Regions from separate parts of the Homo sapiens genome. Here region 1 is linked to region 2. A link is a contact called in ENCODE Hi-C data. All regions are on one chromosome and are shown on one strand. The core of a region is the stretch at or near the end of the contact, and the rest is flanking DNA. Distances in the headings are between cores, read along the strand shown.

The links. Hi-C counts contacts between places; a loop is a spot of excess contacts on that map. Pooled maps may share reads with other maps.
Region 1: a pooled map shows a loop between it and region 2 (2.1-fold over the local background). The contact joins two enhancer-like sites. A Hi-C loop is called at or near these places in 2 of 168 maps with a recorded cell type or tissue (cardiac septum and gastrocnemius medialis), 3 of 37 single-sample maps with no recorded cell type and 6 of 50 pooled maps.

Annotation. Positions count from the first base shown.
Region 1 is chr5:68,242,507-68,245,206 of GRCh38, forward strand. The region is part of intron 2 of PIK3R1 (phosphoinositide-3-kinase regulatory subunit 1); the gene reads left to right. Among named protein-coding and RNA genes, the nearest start is that of PIK3R1, 28 kb to the left of the region's middle. Within about 2 kb of position 1,350, at least 3 of the 41 ENCODE cell types and tissues checked have a DNase peak (open chromatin) inside an H3K27ac peak, as active enhancers do.
Region 2 is chr5:67,969,898-67,972,597 of GRCh38, forward strand. All of the region lies in intron 1 of LOC107986420 (a long non-coding RNA gene), which reads right to left. Among named protein-coding and RNA genes, the nearest start is that of LINC02997, 180 kb to the left of the region's middle. Within about 2 kb of position 1,423, at least 11 of the 41 ENCODE cell types and tissues checked have a DNase peak (open chromatin) inside an H3K27ac peak, as active enhancers do.

The sequences.
Region 1 (2,700 bases), core at 100-2,599, 270 kb after region 2:
CATGGGTAGATAGGAACTCAAATGCTTTCCCAGGCTGGACCCAGGAGACTGTGTCAGCTACTGTGATATGGCTTGCCACCAGGACAGATCATTCTACCCGTCTAAGGAGTTAGGGTATCCCCAAGAGCTGTGATGGGAGGTGGAAATTCACACCTGTGAAATGGGAGGTATGCTGAGTTGAACGGGATAGCCCAAGGCCTGTCCATGAACTGAGCCATGGCCAAGGATTTCTTAATTCTAGAGGCCTCCTTCTTGAGCTTGCCTTCTTTTGAACTTGGCCCTCAGTGTCTGGGTAAGTTGGAGCGTGACTATCCAGGGAAAGCCCCTGGTTTGTATTTAGTCAAGTTGGCCAGAGAAGACTGGATCTAAGCGGGAATAAAATTTGCTGACCCCCATCTCAGAGGTTAACATTTTCATTTGTGTTTTGCATGACTCATTTTAAATTACAGTGCTCTACAAGTATAGAAAGAAGCCTTCCTCTTCCCACCGTCCCCAGACACCACATAATGGAAAAAGCAAGAATTTTCTGCATAAGCAAGGCCTTAAAAAAAAAAAAGCCAGCCTCTGATGGGACTTCTTTCCTGCCAGAAATCCCACTGGTCCACTGTCGCAATTTTTACAAAAGGCCACGATGAAAGAGTAAGGCCCATTTTGAGCCCTTTGCTTCTGTATTATGTGAAACATAACTTGTATGTTTCACATATGTTCTTGGTATCAGAAGAATTGTTAGTTTTTGAACATGTAAAATCTACTAGGGTCTCTGACTGTTAAAGTATAATTTTGATTAAGAAAAGATTTGTTCCACTGCTTTGATTAGACACATAAAACTTTGAAAAGTTTTGATGTTCTGTTTCCTGTTTTAAAAAAATATGTCCTCTCCTATGAACTCTAACTAGATGAGAGGATTTTCCTCAGAGAAAATTCAGCCCTGGGAAGAACCATCTATGGAGGTCATAACCTAGAAAATTCTTCAAGGGAAGTTGCAGTGAATTAAAAGAGGGCGGAGTTAGAAAGTCCTGTTCTACCAAATTTGTGCTAATAGTTGCACCTTTCTTTCTTTCCCAGAATGGTCACTGGAGAAAATGTGTAAACCAACTGCAAACAAGTTTATCCGTTGCCACCTTTCTTTTCCTTTAGTGACAGTTCAATTCGTTAACCTGAAGGAGCTACTGTACCATCAAGACTAGCTCCCAGCCCAGGGCTTCAGCATAAAGCAGCTGCTCAGTTAATTTTGGTGGATCACGGGCAGAAACAAGTTACCTTTGGGATGCAGATTCTGAATAGTCTGCCATGAAATGATTAAATGAATGAGAGTGATGAGGGGCTACTTAATTGGACTATGTAAAATGGCTCCTTAAGCTTCGTGGACAATTGAGTAATTTCAGTTTCCTCTCTTCACTCTTGTTTACTTCCTGCTCTTCTAGCATCAAGTGTTAGGTATTCTGTTCTCTTACAATGAGAAGATTAAACAGCTGTAGTTTAAATTAAAGCATTAATTTGGAGTGTTCTGTGGCTACATTAATTATATTTTCTACTAAGATTAAATTGCAGATGGATATAAGCAGCAATATATGTTTATCCAGGGCAAACCAGAATTCTGTTAACCAGCCATCCTTGGTGACTTTTTATTTATATATAAAAACCTTTTTAAACTGAAATAATGTAACTTGATTTTTCCCCCCAGTTAGGTAGAAGAAAAAATAATTGGATGCAGAAAACAGTTGTATGGAGCGTATTTGCATAGGTACAGGACTTGAGTGACAGAAAATTCCTTTTATTTTTTTCCCCAGTGGGATTTAGCAAAAAGCATGTGTTGAAAGTCTCTTGACTAAATGGATCATAATTAAAGACTTTGGGATTTATTTATGGGTATTTTAATTAGAAACATTAAGTTCACTCAGTGGTCCTTGTGAAAACTTTTTTCTAACTGCTTATTTTATATCAAGTAATAAATAAAATTTCTGTGGGTATGAAGATGAGTTTTAGGGCCGCCTATTTCTCTAGGACCGCCCCCCCGCCCCCCGCCGCCGCTTCAGAGAGCTTTTCTCTTTCTTTCACCTATTAAACTTCTGCTCTGGACCTCAAAAAAAAAAAAAGAGTTTTAGCTGTAACCACATTGTAATTCGTGCTGAATATATGAATGCTGCTGTTCACTGAATAGTTAACTGGTTATATCCCTTGTTAATTTGAAGTTTTCTTCCTTCGTTTTGGAATGATAGTTATAAGGCAACATGCATTTTAGAAAAATGCACTTGTTTGAACTTCTCAGATCTAATGTGACTCTGTGGGACTAGATGTTAAGAAACCATATCTTTAACTGAACATCATCTATGATATTCCATCTCATAACATGTTCCATGAGTTTTATGGACAATTTCTAAGAAATCCAAAGTAGCATGCAGTTTTATCAACCTCTCTGCATCCCCTTGGCACAAGGAATAATTTTTCTGTTATTGAGGGGCAAAACAGAGGGGTAAAGGCACTCATACAGTTAAATGCCAGATTAAGTCAGGCATCCAAGTCACTCTGCTTTGGGTTGATTCTCTGAGACTCAGCTGGCTGACTTCAAAAGGACGAAATAGATTTCAACATTGGAAAAGAATACAGTATAGAATATATGATGGGTCTTGTTAGCTATCTCTTATTTTCTAATCCAAAGAGCCTCCTAGTTGGAGGAAAAACTTGAACTACATAAGTATA
Region 2 (2,700 bases), core at 173-2,672:
CAGGCATTTCTTGTAATAAATGGTTTCCATGCTCAGAAATAGATGAAAGCCAGGTCTTGCACCTTTCTGGAATCAGGAAGAGTTATTATAACAGGCATAGATAAAAATTCAAGACCATAAAAGGAAGAAAAAAAAGATGGGTATGCACTGGAAAAGGCAGTAGAGAAAATAAAATGTAGCGTACCTCAGAATAATAAGAACCTGGTTTTGCTTAAAACCAGAGTGGAAGAAGTTTGAATCATGGTGGAGCAAGAATAGGAGACAAGCCCTCGCTGCTATTGAATTCGCCCTTTCTGTTTGTGTTTGCACATCAGCCAAATTCAAAATGGCAGTGAGCAAGGCTGAGGAGGCCTCCAGAAAGCCAAGACGAAGGCAGCTTCCTGCTGCAGGAAGCCATGCTGTGCTTCCCCATAGGAAGGACTCATTGACCCCTGAAAACCATCATCCTGCAGGGGTGACCCCCACTCTATACAGAGTAGCCGTCCTGGAGTACCTCAGAAAAGAGGTTTTTTAGGCAGCAGCAACTGCACCAAAATATATCAAAATGACAAATGTCACCTTTCTCACCAGTGGCCTACCATTCCTTGAGATACAGAGTTGGAGTCTCTCTTAAGGCAACAATTGCTACGAGAAGTGTAATTCCATACATCTAGTTCTTCGATGGGAAAGAAAGGATAACTGAAAGAAGTTAGGTGCCTGGATTTCTCATGACTTCAGAAATCCAAATATTTGAATGATCATCCAGTATCAGTGATGCCAGCAGACTGTTCACTGTGAAAAAGACAATTTTGCCTTTAATTTTATTTTAGCCACTTAGAAGTTTAATAGCCTTTTTACAAACGGATTTCAACATTTGTTAACTATATGTAGGTGTTAATGCAGCACTGAAGAAGCTGTTGATTTTGAAGCAGTGGGTTTCTAATGAGTTTACTCTTTTTACAATGTGATGCAGAGGTTGTAGCAACAGATATATGATTTCATACAGATTTACTTCCACCATAGTGGATAAGAAGCTCAAATCTAAAACTCAAAAAAAAAAAAAAACTAAATAAAATAAGGAGGAGGAGAAAGAGGTAGGTAAAAGGGAGGAAAGGGGTATATTTGAGGACAAGGTAGTGCAGGCTACCTTTTGCAAGGTAGGTGAAGGGAATGATATTGTTGAGAAGAACAGACATATTTTCCAAGCAAGCCAGCTGGAGGAGGCCTTGGCAGGTTGGTGTGAATTTACTTCTGGCAGCACCAAACCTTAGAACAAGTATTTCTTTGGTTGTCTGTGGGTAAAGAAGCTACAGAATGAGATAGCTTAGTAATTTAAAAAAAAAGAAAGAAAGAAAGAAAGAAAGAAAGTAGCCCCATTCTCCTGAGCCAGGCCCTGCAGATAGGACCCCCAGTCAAGATGGTGACATCTCTGGGCAAGGAGCCAGCTTAATGCCCCCAAACGTCACCAGCACTCACTAAATGTTGAAGAACACAAATACTGGGATCGCTTTAAAAATATCTAGCTGTTTCTCTTCAATTGGGTTGAATTTCCTTTCGCAATATGAACTATGTTCCTGCCAATTTTAAAGTTTACAGCTCCAGCTGTTAGGGAGTTATGTAAGAGCAAAAGTGATCAAAGAGCCTCAAGAGTGGAAAATGCATTTTTTTTCCCTTGGTTGCATAACTCCTCGAATGGAATGGGCAATGCAAAATGCAATAGAAATATCATCTGCCCACTCCTCCTGCCCCTCATTACTACCTTTCCAAGAAAAGAAAAAAAGTTCACCTTGGAGGGAGTAAAGAAGAACATGAGCAATGTTGTTGGACTCAAATTTAGCATGCCCAAGCATTTTTCAAAATAAAGTTGCAAGTAACTGAAATAGGTTTAAGCTGAAACCAAATTCCTCTTAACTCTAGGGCACTTTCCCTAAAAATAAAAAATGAACCTAGTACATTAAAGAATGTAGTTCTTTACGGCCAGCACAATATTCTAATGTCATTATCTTCTGAATGTCTCTCCTCCTATTAGTCTTTTAGTTAACAAGCGTTGAAATCAGTTTGTAAAAAGGGAACTTCTCTTTTTGTCTTTGCCTTCCCAGTTCCTGGCATAAAATAAGATCCAATAAATAATACACGAATAAGGATTATAGAAAATGTGGCTTTAGCCATATGTTTAGACTGACTATCTGCGGAAGCCTAGACATGATGCAATGACAACCTTTGGAAGTAAGAGTGACACTTGATGAAAGCCAAACATGTACTTTCTTACCCATTTTTCCCTTTTTCCTCATGGCTCTGATTGCAAAAAGACTGATAATAAAAGCTAGACAAAGTCAGATTGGTATTTGATCTGTGCCCCACCCACATCTCATGTCAAATTATAATCCCCAGTGTTGGAGGTGGGGCCTGGTGGGAGGTGATTGGATCATGAGGTTGGATCCTTCATGAATGGTTTAGCACCATCCTGTTGGTTCCAGTCTCATGACAGTGAGTGACTGAGAGCTTGACAGATCTGGTTGTATAAAACTGTGTAGCACTTCCCCTCTCTCTCTCTCCTACTCCTGTGCCCATCACGTGAGACGCCTCTGTATTAGTTTGTTCTTGAACTGCGACAAAGAAATACCTGGGACTGGGTAATTTATAAAGAAAAGAGGCTTAATTGGCTCATGGTTACACAGGCTATACAGGAAGCACAGCAGCATCTGCTTGGCTTCTGGGAAG